2 separate regions of the Mus musculus genome follow, and region 2 is linked to region 1. The links are chromatin contacts, found by POLR2A ChIA-PET in ENCODE. All regions are on one chromosome and are shown on one strand. Each heading gives the region's core, a stretch centred on a gene start or an enhancer-like site at or near the end of the contact. The rest is flanking DNA. Distances are from core to core; before and after follow the strand shown. Region 1 overlaps Dnaaf3 (dynein, axonemal assembly factor 3). Region 2 holds the start of Ube2s (ubiquitin-conjugating enzyme E2S).

Evidence for each region. ChIA-PET counts read pairs that join two places held with the same protein, here RNA polymerase II (POLR2A).
Region 2: POLR2A ChIA-PET joins it to region 1 with 14 read pairs in embryonic stem cell. The contact joins the promoter of Ube2s here to the enhancer-like site in region 1. POLR2A ChIA-PET finds 5 or more read pairs at or near these places in 3 of 5 experiments (Patski and embryonic stem cell).

The regions. Positions count from the first base shown.
Region 1 is chr7:4,523,038-4,530,083 of GRCm38, forward strand. Dnaaf3 (dynein, axonemal assembly factor 3) reads right to left here. Exons shown (of 12, transcript NM_001033548.3): 5 at 4,916-5,073; 6 at 4,405-4,587; 7 at 4,057-4,182; 8 at 3,830-3,952; 9 at 3,377-3,494; 10 at 1,107-1,218; 11 at 901-975; 12 at 1-822. The coding sequence ends at 279. Among named protein-coding and RNA genes, the nearest start is that of Tnni3, 4.0 kb to the left of the region's middle. Within about 2 kb of position 3,879, at least 1 of the 3 ENCODE cell types and tissues checked has a DNase peak (open chromatin) inside an H3K27ac peak, as active enhancers do.
Region 2 is chr7:4,808,402-4,815,447 of GRCm38, forward strand. Ube2s (ubiquitin-conjugating enzyme E2S) reads right to left here and starts at 3,939. Exons shown (of 4, transcript NM_133777.2): 1 at 3,762-3,939; 2 at 3,008-3,155; 3 at 2,021-2,211; 4 at 1-83. The coding sequence starts at 3,764.

The sequences.
Region 1 (7,046 bases), core at 2,629-5,128:
AGACAAAAGAGAGGATCTGGAGCCCAGGGTTGTCCCTTCAGCCTTCGATCCTTGTCAGGATAAGTCTCAGATAACAGTCTAGGACCCATCCCCCACCCTCACCCCTACCCCCCAAATAGTACAACCGAGAGTTCCAGGAAAGGAATTTGAAGTTCTAGTCATATCCCTGGGGTTGAGAAGGAACGCAGAGTAAAACCGCATGCAGGTGGGCTGAGCTGGTGATGTCAATCCCTGGGCCTGCTTCAGCAGTTAAAGGTGGGCTACGTGGTCCCTGGGGTTCATGTTACATGTTTTGGAGGTGCATTCACCCAGGACGTTGCCATAGCTTCCTGGAGTGGGCTTATCACTTCCGGAGGAGAGGCCAGGTCGGCTTGGGGAAGGCTGATTGCTTCTACAGGCAGGACTAGCTTAGCCTGGGGTGGGCTCATCGCCTCTAGAGGTGGGATCTGGTCAGCTTTGGATGGGCTCAACGCTTCTAGAGGAGGGGCCTGGTTGGCCTGGGGTGGACACATTGTCTCTAGAGGTGGGGCCAGGTCAGCCAGGGGTGGGCTCATCGCCTCTAGAGAGGGGGCCTGGTTAGCCTGGGGCGGACTTATCGATTCTGGGAGAGGGGCGCGGGTAGATTCCACTTTGGAGGGCGCGGGTCCAGATTCCACAGCTGAGTCTCCGCCACCCGGAGTGGAGTCCCCTAACTTGTAGAACCTCGCAAAAGTCTCCGAGGGTTTGGTTGCAGTGTGAGGGGCGAACCCAGCCACCCGCGCTATCTCTACAACGCGGTCAGAGAACGCCTTCAACTCCTTGGGCCGCAGGTCCACCAAGTACCTATGTTGGGAAACTGTGTGTGAGGAGACCTGGCTTTTGGCCCAGCTGTGACCTTCCCACCCCACTCCTCTGGCTCACCGAGCTAATTCCACAACCAGGTTCCCTCCGGGGGCCACGCAAGCCCCGAGCTCAGGGCTGAGAAGATGGACCATCCTAAGGAGAGAAAGGACTAGGAGCTGAGATACACAGGTGGGGACGGAGGTCCAGAGCAGGATGGAGACTGCAAAGCTTAAGTTCCGGCTTCTGACAACGAATAAACTGGGGCCCAATCCTAGGTCTCTTACCCACAGGACACGTAGAGGAGCTGGAACCGGCCCTGGTAGCAAGTCTTGTGGTGGAGAGTCTGCGAAGAATCGAGAGGCAGAAAGTGGATAGTGAAGGGTTCTTGAGCAGGCACTGAAAGAGAAGGGAAGAAAGAGGTCAGATCTGGGGCTGAAGAACTGGCTCAGTTGCTAAGCGGGTTTGATACTCTTTCAGAGACCCTGAGTTTGCACCCAGAACCCAAGCTTATAACCACCTTTAACTCTAGTTTCTGGGGACATGGTGCCCTCTTGTGGCTTCCGAAGGCACCTACATGTGTGCTTGCGCAGGCGCTCACATGCTCACACAGAGAGAGAGAGAGAGAGAGAGAGAGAGAGAGAGAGGGTTTCTCTGTGTAGCCTTGGCTGTCCTGGAACTCACTCTGTAGACCAGGCTGGCCTCGAACTCAGAAATCCACCTGCCTCTGCCTTTGCCTCCCAGGTGCTGGGATTAAAGGTGTGCTCCACCACAGCCCGGCTATGAATATAAATCTTGAGAGTCAAAGAGATGTGCACACAAGTTGCAAAGAATATTGGAATTTACACTCCTTATCTGTGGAGAGCAGTGCCGAGAGCAATCGCCATTATAAGATGGCGCTGGCCTCCGCTGTGCCTAACTAGTAAACAAGCCCTGTACGCAGGTGCGAGAGTGAACTCACTCCTAGTCACTGCCCATCTCAGGGCGTAGTAGTGGGGTGATGAGCGAGCAACAAATCAGGAGCTGACATGCCATATCAGGTGCTGAAACACCATGGCTGAGGGCTATATAAGCGACTCCATTTTCTGGGGTCAGGGTCTTCCTGAGAAGTAAGCAATAAAGCTTTGCCGCAGAAGATTCCGGTTGTCCCGAGTGTGTTCTTGCCAGCGGGGACAAAAGCTTGGGATACTTATCTTCTTTTTTTCCCTCCAATTTTTTATTAGGTATTTACTTCATTTACATTTCAAATACTATCCCGAAAGTCCCCTATACCCTCGCCCCCACAATTCCCCTACCCACCCATTCCCACTTCTTGGCCCTGGCATTCCCCTGTACTGGGGCATATAAAGTTTGCAAGACCAATGGGCCTCTCTTCCCAATGATGGCCAACTAGGCCATCTTCTGCTAAAAATGCAGCTAGAGACATGAGCTCTGGGGGGTACTGGTTAGTTCATATTGTTGTTCCACCTATAGAGTTGCAGACCCTTTCAGCTCCTTGAGTCCTTTCTCTAGCTCCTTCATTGGGGGCCCTGTGATCCATCCAATAGCTGACTGTGAGCATCCACTTCTGTATTTGCCAGGCACTGGCTTAGCCTCACAAGAGACAGCTATATCAGGGTCCCTTCAGCAAAATCTTGCTGGCGTATGTAATAGTGTCTGCGTTTGGTGGCTGATTATGGGATGGACCCCCGGGTGGGGCAGTGTCTGGATGGTTCATCCTTTCATCTCAGCTCCAAACTTTGTCTCTGTAACTCCTTCCATGGGGTGTTTTGTTCCCAATTCTAAGAAGGGGCAACACTCCCTATTTTCTACTTTTGTTTTGAGTCAGGCTCTTGTAGCTGAAGATATCTGGAATTGTGACCCAAACCAGGCATTTTCTCCTGCCTCAGCCTTCTGAGTGACAGGCATTCACTGTCCACGCCCAACTTTCTTAGCCTTTTCTTTAAAGTTATTTTATTTATTTATTTATTTATTTATTTTGGTGATGGTGTGTGCCTCGGTAAGTGTGTGTAGGTCAGGTGGCAACCTTTACTGAGTCATCTCTCTCTGTCCACCATTACTTGGATCCCAGGGATAGAACTTGAGCTACAAGGCCCTGACGGCAAGCACGTCTCCTTGCTGAGCTATATTATCGACCTTCCATGTCTTTCTAGAAGCCTTCCTTTTTTTTAATCCTTTGGCTGAACTGAATTGCTGCAAATCTGGGGAGGTGGGCCCACGAGGCAGAGACCCATTTTACAGACAGGAAAGAAAGTGAATGGTCCCTTGAATGAAGGCACCTAGGGAGAGGTGAGTTAAGGACTGGAATAGAAAGAAGGACAGCCAGAATCCATGTAGGGAAAGGGTGTAGGGAGGAATGTAAAGGTTCCCAGTTAGAACTCCAGAGAGGGCTGAGAATCCTACTGGTGGGGTTCAGGGTTTGGGAAAGGGAGGACAAGAGAGAAAAAGAGAACGAATATCAACGAGAGAGCAACTGTCCAGGTATTCCAAACCAGCTCCGTCAAAGCTTGGGGAAAAAACAGTGACTATCTGCAGTTTGCAGCTGCTGGCTACCTACCATCTGGCTCGGGCGACTCTGTCTCCTCCACATTCCCCTGGATGGCTCTCGGGCCCCTCCAGGCGGCTACTTCTCGGAACAGCTCTGTGACGTTGTGCTGCGTGATCTCGCTCGCAGTCTGCGGGGAGAAAGGGGGAGGTGCAGAGGTTAGGCTTTGAACAATAGGGGTGGGTAGGGGCGGGGCTTAATGTATACAGCCAGCCCCAAACTAGAATTCCTTGTTACTTTTCCGGGGCTGGATTTAGGACTTAGTAAGAGAACTGGATCATAGCTCTCCAAGATAGGGACCAAGAAGTTGGGGACAGAGCCTGTTACTTGGATGGAGACACTGGACCAAAATAAGAGGTGGAGCTCAAAAAAGCGTTGGCGCTACTAGGCGGAAAAGGCAGGCTTGGAAGGCCGAGAACAGGAACTTGTCTGCTGGCCCTAACCCTAGCCCCACCAGGCCCACACCTTGACTGGTTGTCCGTTTCTCGTCCGTAAGAGGCTTTGGTCGTCCGCCTCGATGCCAAAAGCCATAAAGGGCCCCGTGGCGATGTCCCCCCAGTATCCGCGCGCAGCCACGCGTTCCCCACGCTGGAAAAAAACCAAAGGTATGAGATCGCAAGTGAGGTCCAAATTGGGGACCTGTACTGGTAGATACCTAAAATACGCAGTCCAGGCCTGCGGTAGACACGCACGTGGCTCAGGAGGCGACCTGATGCCAGAGTCCTGTTGGGCACATGGTAAGCACTCAAGTCTCTGAGTTCAAAGGCAACACCTGTATCCCGCCAGCGTCGGAATTCCTGGATATGGATAACTTGGGCCTGGAGTAGAGGATAGGGAAAAAGGCCCTGATTAATCTGGTATAGGAACCCCAACCTTATACCTATAGGAATTCCTCCAACTTCAAACTCCAGGGTCCAGACCTCCTTCCTCAGACCTAGGTAGGAGTTTAGACCCCCTTCCTCATATATGGGGGCGGAGTCTCCGCCCTCTTCCTTCTCTCTGGACTCAGATGCTGGCCACCTGCTTCAAAGCTTCCTCACCCCTCGATCATGCAGCTTCATGCGTAGGTCCCAGTCGGCAACACCACGCCGGGCATCGTAGCGGGAACCCAGGTAGTGGCGCAACCTCGAGTCCCAAAGGCGACTCATGGGAAAGACTTCAGGTCCCTTCTCCCCACCAGACCAGAAACGGAACACGGCCTCCAGGGCATCCCGCTCGCGGAACTGCACAGCCAGGAAAACATGGAGAGTGACAGAGACGCAGTGAGGGCTCCCCTTCCATCCCATTAGGTGGTAGTGATTATGGGGGCGGAAAAAATGAGGCACAGAGAGCAAAGTCTCCCCTAACCCTAGGCCACAGTAGTGGGAGTTACAGAGGTGGAATTGTGGAATTAGGACACACACACACACACACACACACACACACACACACACACGCCAGCCTGCTCCAGCCCCTCAATTCCTCTGAACTGCTCATTTCCATTCTTCCTGCAGCCACCCAAATTTCAAGCAAATTCCACTTCCCTCCAACAAAGGTGGGCAGCTGTGGCACCTTGAGCAGCCGAAGACTAAGCCAGGGTAGTTGCTCCTCCAGGCGATCAGGCTCCAGGACCAGATTAGCCAGGTGGCTAGCCTGAGCGCGCAGGAAGGCAGCTACCGAGGGTCGCAGCAGCGCGTTCCCCCACAGCTCCAGGAAGGTCTCACTCCGCTCTGGAGGAGGGAAGGATGAAACAGGGAGGGAGACTTGACAAACTGCACCAATCCAGGAACTGCAACCACCACCCAGCACTGCTGATTGAAGCTGGGACTTCCCAAAAGCAAAGCAAGCTGACATATAGTCTCAAGTCTTGTCTTTAAAATATACTTTTAATAAATTAAACTTTTTATTCGGTGTGTGTGTGTGTGTGTGTGTGTGTGTGTGTGTGTGTGTGTGTGTGCCTGAGTGTGTACATCTGTTCACCATGGGCAAGATTTTTCAGAGATCAGAAAAGGGTGACATAGCCCCTGGAATACAATAAAACTATCTGAAAGCAAACCAAAACCAAAACCAAAACCAAATCAAAACACCCCAAACTCCACAATAAAGATGAAATAATTTAATATTGTAACACCATTTTTTTTTTGTCTTTTTCATTTGGTATTAAGGATGAAACCCACTGGGTGGTGGTGGCGCATACCTTTAATCCCAGCTCTTGGAAGGCAGGGGCAGGCAGATCACTGAATTTGAGGCCAGCCAGCCTAGTCTACAGAAGAAGTTCCAGGACAGTGAGGGATATACAGAGAAACCCTGTCTCAAAAACAAACAAACAAAAAGGATGAAACCAAAGGGACTTCCATGTGCTGGGCTCATTCTACCAAATGAGCTATTTGTGTGTGGGGTGTGTGTGGGGTGTGTGTGTGGTGTGTGTGTGTGTGTGTGTGTGTGTGTGTGTGTGTGTGTGTATTTGTTAGAATTTTACAAATCTTACAGAAGAGAGCTACAGATAAACTAAGTTCGAGTTGTTTAAGAACAATATATTCTCAATGCCCTGAGCTACAAGTGGCAATGACCAACTATACTAACAATAAAAACAACACCATTGCTTAGAGCAACTTGTGTCTATAATCTCCCATTGTGGAGCCTGAGACAGGAGGATTCCCAAAAGTCCAAGCCAGCCTGATCTACAACAATATATCTCTGTCTTAACTCCCCAGTGCCTCTCACCCCTAAAAATTTTATTCAGATGTACTAAGCTGTACTGAGTTATGGGACCTGGGGGCCAGAGGGCAAGGGTTAAAGGTACCTGCAACCAAGTTTGATGATGAACTGAGTTTGAACTTTGGAATGAATACAAGTGGTGGAAGAAGAGAACTGAGCTGGTGTTATAAGCCAAACACTACACATTTTTCTATAGAATCCTCGAATGGAGTCCTATTGGTGGGGGATGGCAAGATGGCTCTGTGGGTAAGAATGCCTGCTGCCAAGTCTAAGGATCTGTCCTTGAGACTCATACGGTAGAAGGAGGGAACCAACTCCCGTGAGTTGTCCTCTGACCTCCACTTGTAATCCGTGGCTCGCACATGCACTCACTAAATAAATATATATTAAGGCCCACATTAGTGGAATCTGCATTTTGCAAAGGATGACATAGGAAATAAAAACTGAAGATCTCTCTCCTCTCTCTCTCTCTCTCTCTCTCTCCCCCCCCTCTCTCTCTCTGCCTTTTACATTTTATTTATTGTGTGTGTTCCTATTATAACACATGTGTGGGTATCAGATGATGACCTTCAGGGGACAGTTCTCTTATAGTCCCAGAGATTAAGTCCGGATCATCAAGCTTGATCGAAGGCACCTTTACCAGCTGAGCCATCTTCACAGACTCCATTTGTTTGTTTTTTGAAATGGCATGTGATACACCCCACAAAACCTAAAACTGTGTAGCTAAGGACAACCTGAATTTCTGAACCTCTTGGCCACCTCCCTAGAGCTGTGACCTTGTGCCACCCTACCTGGGGCTTTGTGCACACTAGCGCTCTACTAGCTGAGCTACGTTTTCAAAGGTTTATTTATTTTGTATTTTTGAGACAGGGTTTCACTATGAACCCTGGTTGGCCTGGATCTCACTATGTAGACCAGGCTGGCCTTGAACGCTTTGAAACCCACCTGCCTCTGTCCCTGGAGTGCTGGGGTTAAAGGTGTGCAC
Region 2 (7,046 bases), core at 2,689-5,188, 290 kb after region 1:
TCATAATTCTCCAAAAGCAGGCGGCCTGCCTCCTCATTGAGTGCAGACTCTGGGTTAGGGTGGATCAGCAGGCACTTGATGGTCTGTGAAGAAAGGGTCTAAGGTCAGGGAGGCTTGTCTAGCTTTAATGGTCACCACACTGGCTCTTCTTTTCACCCCCAAATCAGCTCCCTCAGATCAGGACCAGCCTGCTAGCATCCTTATTCATTTAAAGTCACCCTCAAAGGCTGCTTTCCTGTTACTACAAACACTTCAAGGGACCAATGCCATGTAAGTGCAGCCTGATGTTGCCAGAGGCCCTTTCCTAAGGAAGCTCATTATCTGCTCCAACCAGTTTTCTGTAGCTAATGTAGCTTTGACCTTGTTTCTACAGGTGAACATAAGTTCAGAGGTCCTTCCTAATCAGGTGAGAAATTACTCAAGGGCATTTAGCATTAGAGAACTTGTATTTGGTTTTCCTATGTGTTTTATACTACTATACAAGATACAGAAAACTAAAAGTGAATGCCAAGTTTGGAGCCACTGATCACAGGCCTTAAATGATTATATATATCCATCTGTCTTAGTCAGGATTTCTATTACTGCACAAACATTATGACCAAGAAGCAAGTTGGGGAGGAAAGGGTTTATTCAGCTTACACTTCCACATTGCTGTTCATTACCAAAGGAAGTCAGGACTGGAACTCAAGTAGGTCAGAAAGCAGGAGCTGATGCAGAGGCCATGGAGAGATGTTCCTTACTGGCTTGCTTCCCCTGGCTTGCTCAGCCTGCTCTCAGAACTGAACTGAGACTACCAGCCCAGAGATGGCACCACCCACAAGGGGCCCTTTCCCCTTGATCACTAATTGAGAAAATGCCTTACAGTTGGATCTCATGGATGCACTTCCCCAACTGAAGCTCCTTTCTTTGTGATAACTCCAGCTGTGTCAAGTTGACACAAACCTAGCCAGTACACTATCCAATCCAGTTCATTCTAAATGTTAGTTCAGAAGGTTCCATGAATTAAACAGTCCTGAGCTAAGTTGGTTGGTTGTAGGCACTTCTCTGAGTTTCTGACCTGAACCGGCAGATGTTACCAATGCTGAAAATGAATATGGACTATCTCCTCAACTTTTACTACTGTACCTCCAAATTGGAGGCCTGGATGTCCCTCTTTTAACAGGCCCCAAAGCAGAGCCAATAGCCATCTAGCATTTCCAGTGCTTTGGATAGAAACAAGCTCAACCAACATACAGAAAGGAAGGCAAAACAGGAAAGATTTTTGGGGTTGTTTACCTTAGAGGTTAATCCTTCCCAAGTGCCCTGAAGGAAACCCCAATTCTCTATCTTCACAACCATCAGCTCTAGAGGCTCATTAGGGGGGAAAAAGTGCAAAGGAGGCACCAGGTGACCTAACTACTTTAAGTGGCCTTTAGAGACCTTGGAGCCTCCTCGATCAGTTACCTCCACCTCAACTGACTAAGGAGAACTGTGGTCCAGTCTTGTACACAGACGATGCTGAATAGTGTCCCCAAAACTGTCTCAGGCAGTGTAATACCCCCCAAGTTAAAAACATTAGTACAGGAAAACAACTTTGAATTAAAATAGTGGTGATGGTTACAGTGCAACAAACAACAAAACAAAAACCACAAGAAAACCACTCAGCTGGGTAGGTGGCACAATCCTAGAAATCCAGCTTCTGATTAATTTGTCTCATTAATCCACTTGCTTGGGTCAAAAAATATAATAGCCATGGCTGGAGGTTAAGTTCATGGCCAGTTTGGGCTTTTAAAAAGTTCACTTTTAAATTGAAACATGTAAAAAAGAGTCTCTAAACCACACACTGCTCTCTACCTTCTATAAAACCACCCTATTAGTTGTCAGGTCTCTACTTTGACACTACAATACAGTACTTAGTGCCATAAGGCAGTCCTTCCATTATTTCCCAGTAAGGCTGGAAACTTCATTTCTATTTGACTTTGTCTCCTACTACTTCAGTTTATTTTTAAACACTAGATGAAGTACCATGGCTGAAACTCACCAGCAGCACATGTCGTATGCCCAATTCAGCCGTCCAGTCCCTCTTGAGCACATTGACACAGATCTCGCCATTGGGGCCCACATTTGGGTGGAAGATTTTAGTCAGGAAGTAGCCCTTGGGTGGGGAGGCAGGGAAGTCCTTCCCCAGTAGGAGCTTCATACGGAACAGACCTCCAGCATAGGGAGTCCCTTCTGAAGAGGAGGAAAAGGGGCTGCTTTATTATATCCTAACATCCTTCAACATTGCCACTCTTCAGGACAAAGGGACCCAACCCACCAACTTTTCCTGTAAACCATTTTCCAAGCCTTTCCCCATCCTCATGAGAGGTGTGTTTTCATTTACCTACTTGCTTGGGTCAAGTGGTAATCATAGATGGTCTACACCTGGCAGTTGCTACACTAGCTAACAGCAGACCAGGCAGACATATTGCACACCCTCAGCATTATAGGCCAGTCACCTGATTTTGAAACTGATTTTAGCTGACTATATAGAAATTCAGTTGACAAATGAGGTCTGAAAAATCTAACTGGTTTGCTTAAAATATGCAAATCAGCTTATTACCACCAGTTTCCCCTCACAATGCTTTTTGTTTAGTCTTGGGACATTCGATTGATTAGTGTTTCAGATCCCCTGGCATACATTTTTTTTTTTTCTCTTCAAGACAGGGTTTCTCTGTGTAGCCCTGACTGTCCTGGAACTCACTCTGTAGACCAGGTTGGCCTCGAACTCAGAAATTCGCCTGTCTCTGCCTCCCGAGTGCTGGGATTAAAGGCGTGCACCACCACGCCCAGCTACACTTTCTATTTCTGCTTCACTTATATGCATCCTCACGTCTCTGGAAAGTAACACTTGACAGCCTTAATGCAAGCCTAAGCAAAAGGCCACATTTTGTCATAAGCACCTGAGAGGCTGAATCCTATTTGTCCCACAGCCACAAGACAGAAGAAATCTGGTCAAGTGGCCCCTCCCTTCCGTGCTCACACTCACCAGGGCCCTCGATGGTAACCTGCAGGTCTGTGAGATCCTCCTCATTGGGGAAGACTTTAATGCCATCAGGTGGGTCTGCCGTCAGTGTTGTCACCTCCTTGTACACTAGGCGGATGATGTGGGGCGGCAGATTCTCCACATTGGAGTTCTAGGCACGGAGGGAAAAGGAGAGTGAGCAGCCTGAAATAGCTAGGATTAAGGTGGGTGGATACCAGAATCCAGACTTTAGAGGTCCGAGGTTGTCAATCACTGCCTGTCAACTGGACCTAAGATGCTTCTGGCTTTTGCCCCATGGCTGACCGGGACGGTGTCTCAGAAAAAGCTTCTACGTGGCTCAGCGTACCCGAACCTACCCAAAGCGCTCGTTAAGACGCGCATGGGTCCACTACTGGTTCCAGGTGGGCCTGAGGCCTAGCCGGAGCCCTTCCCCTACTTAGGCTTGAAACAACCCCATCAACCGCCGCCCCCCCACACACACCAAAAAGAAAAAGGCTGGACGAAATGGCGGCGGGATGTCTTGCTCCTTAAAACACCCATGGGCGGGCCGCAAGGCGCCCAAAGCCCTCCCCAAGGTTCCGAGGGCTGCCTGGGCTCCCGCACCGTTTGTTGAAAGGCCCTGGGGCCGACTCCTGGCTCCGGACGTTCAGCCATGCCACCAAAGCACTCAGAAGCTGGCCAGAAAACACTTGGGACGCCGCAGTCGCCTCCTCTGCCCGAGTCCCCAACGGCCCCTCGGGCCTCCCGCGTCACTCACCATGACTTCAGCCGGCCGGGGGCGGGTCCCCCCGGCCCCCTTCCTGCACTCCTCGGACCGCCGGCCGGGGCGGGGGGCCCAACTGCCGGCCGCTGTGGCCCTAGCGAGGCCCCCGAGGCCCCACTCCGCTCCCACTAATTCCGACGTCCGCTACGAAACGCTCACAACGTTACGTCTGCTCCTCGGTAGAACCGGCCGCGCGCCCAACACCGCACTTTTATAGCTACTCGCAGGCCCCGCCCCCTCACGGCACGTCTCGACCGCGTACGTCAACGCGCACGTTGCTGGGCGGTCAACGCTCTTTTCTCTGTTCTTGTCAGAATAGTAGCAGAAGTTCGAACCCAGTTTGTGAGGAGTGCTATCACAATGAGGGCTCACGCCGGCTGAGGAGTTGACCTGGGAGAACCAAGCGGCTAAAAACCTAGAGCAGAGAGAAAGGGGGCGCCCGCCGAGGCGACGTGGCCGCTGATTGGACCGTTTGAATGAGACGCCGCCACGACTTGGGGTGCGCGCGCGCGCTCCGGCCTGGAGAAAGACGCGCACGCGACTAACGGTTAGGCAGGGGAAGGGGCGGAGCGAGGGAAGACAGGACTGGAGGGGTTAAAGGGATGACGGAAGGGGCCTTGACCAATAAACAGGGGCGGTCGTGATCTGGACTTGTGGGGCAGGTAGGAATTGAAAGCTACTAATGGGAAGCCAGCTCAGTGTGATAGACTCCAACCTCGACCAATGAAATGTCTCAATTTCTTTTGTGTATGCAAATGTTACGCTGGGAGTCTGGCGACCTCACCTGGAAGCCATGGAAGGGCGGAAGTGTGGACATAATTTGTCTATGGGGCTCCATTTTGTTCTGCGCTCCTGTTATGTGTTAGGAAGCCCTCAAAATCAGGTTGGTTGACTCCGAGGGCTTGGACTTCCTGATCCTCTAGAGTATGACTTGTGACTTTTGCCACCATTGTTTCTGTAGGGGTGCCAGAGGAAGAAGTCAGGGAAGTCTCACGTCCTTATTGAGAGCTTTGTGACTGACCTCCAGACCCCATAGACTTCTGTTAACTTTTTGAGAGACAGAATTTCATTACTGGCCTGGAACTCCTTTTTCCCCCGGGGTCGGGGGTTGTTGTTTTGGCTTTTCTTTTTTTAGATTTATTTATTGTTTTATGTAAGTACACTGTAGCTGTTTTCAGATGGTTGTGAACCACCATGTGGTTGCTGGGATTTGAATTCAGGGCCTTCGGAAGAGCAGTCGATGATCTTAACCGCTGAGCCATCTCTTCAGCCCTTGTTTTGGCTTTTCAAGCCAGGGTTTTTCTGTGCAGGCCTGGCTGACCTTCCTGAAACTCGAGCTATAGACCAGGCTGGCCTGAACTCACAGAGATCACCTGCCTCTACTTCCTGAATACTGAGATTAAAAGTGTATGCCACCATACCCTGGCCTCGTTCCTTTTATATCCATCCTCTAGCCTATGGGATAGTGCTGCCCACATTTAGGTCATCTCTTCCCTCACCCATAATTAACCTCCTGGTCCTGTCCTTACATATACTCCCAGAGGCTCTTACTAACCATGAAGTGTTAATCCAGTTATGACAGCATGGCAGAGATCTAGAGAGAATTAAACTATCTGCAGTAATCCCATGCTGGGGAGAGAACAGACTGAAGCTTTGACTGCAGAGGAGTAGGACCTCATCTCCCAGGAAGAGATTTCACAGTTCTGACAACCTGTCTCATAGCTAAATCTGCATAAGCACATTTCTTGAGTCTTGTTTCATGTTTTCTGTAAAATTGTAGCTTTGCTAGAGGGAAAGCAGAAAGAAACAACCCTCTTCCCTGACAAGATCTGGCTATAGTTCTTAGGAAACTCATTTTCTTCACCAATTCTTTTTATTTATTTATTTTTATTTTATTTTATTTTATTTATTTATTTATTTATTTATTTTTTCCGAGACAGGGTTTCTCTGTGTAGCCCTGGCTGTCCTGGAACTCACTTTGTAGACCAGGCTGGCCTCGAACTCAGAAATCTGCCTGCGTCTGCCTCCCAAGTGCTGGGATTAAAGGCGTGCACCACCACGCCCGGCTCACCAATTCTTTTTAATTTATTTATTTTGAACATATAAATGTTTTGCCTGTATATATGTAGGTTCACAGTATGTATACCTGGTGCTCAGGGAGTTTAGAAGGGAGTATCAGATCCTCTGGAACTGGAATAACTGGTGGTTTGAACCACCATGAGGGTACTGGGAACTGAACTCAGGTCCTCTGTAAGAGCAACAAGTGCTCTTAACCACCAAGCTATTTGTTCTATTTGAGAACAGTATCCAAGAATGGAGTCATGTCAGGAGGATTTTGAGTGCTTGTGAGACAAGAGTCTTGTGACCTCTGTTTCGTCGAAACATGGAATTGTTCTTGGACTGTGTTTTGTACTCCTGTGCTCCTCCAAGATGTAGCAGCTAGGAGTGGCTTTGCTTCAGATTACCCCAATTGCTTGCTGATGTTATTCAGCTAAATGTTTAAACTGTACTTTACATACCTCTATGGAAAACAGGTTTTTGTTTCGTGTGGCTTGTTCTTGTGATTGTAGACAGTCTGAATTCATGAATCCTGTGGCCTTTCTTAACCCTCAGGGTATTACAGATCTCCATTTCTCAACATGTGGGCCTTGACCCCTTTGAGTCGGCGGTTGAAGAACCATTTTACAGGGGTTGCCTAAGACCATTGGAAACACATATACTTACATTATGATTCATAACAGTAACAAAACTACAGTTGTGAAGTAGCAATGAAAATAACTGTGGTTGGGGGTCATCACAACCTGAGGATCTGTGTTAAAGGGTTGCAGCATTAGGAAGGTTGAGAACCACTGGTATAAATTTTCTGAGGCTATGAATAAAGTAGGCTATTGCATGAAACTTTAGTCTGCCTGATTTATTGGTTCCATTCTCCCAGGTCCCACTGCCTTTAGAGTAGTTACAGTCCAGCCCCCTTATTTTACAAATTTTTGTCTTAAGGTTTTCTCCTATGGAGATGAGCTACAGGCTTCAAGATGACAGAACCAGTCAATCCTGTTTGACTCCAGCATGACTAGTAAGCAAAAGAAACAAACTTACATAGGGGTAACTATTCATGACTTTGGATTAGGCAATGGTTTCCTACACCTAATGCCAACAACAGCCACAAAACAAAACAAAACAAAACAAACAAACAAAAAAAAACCAAATAAATCCGACTTCATCAAAACTAAAAAAGTTCACGTTCAGAGGACCAAAGTGAAAAGATACGGGTTGGGGTAT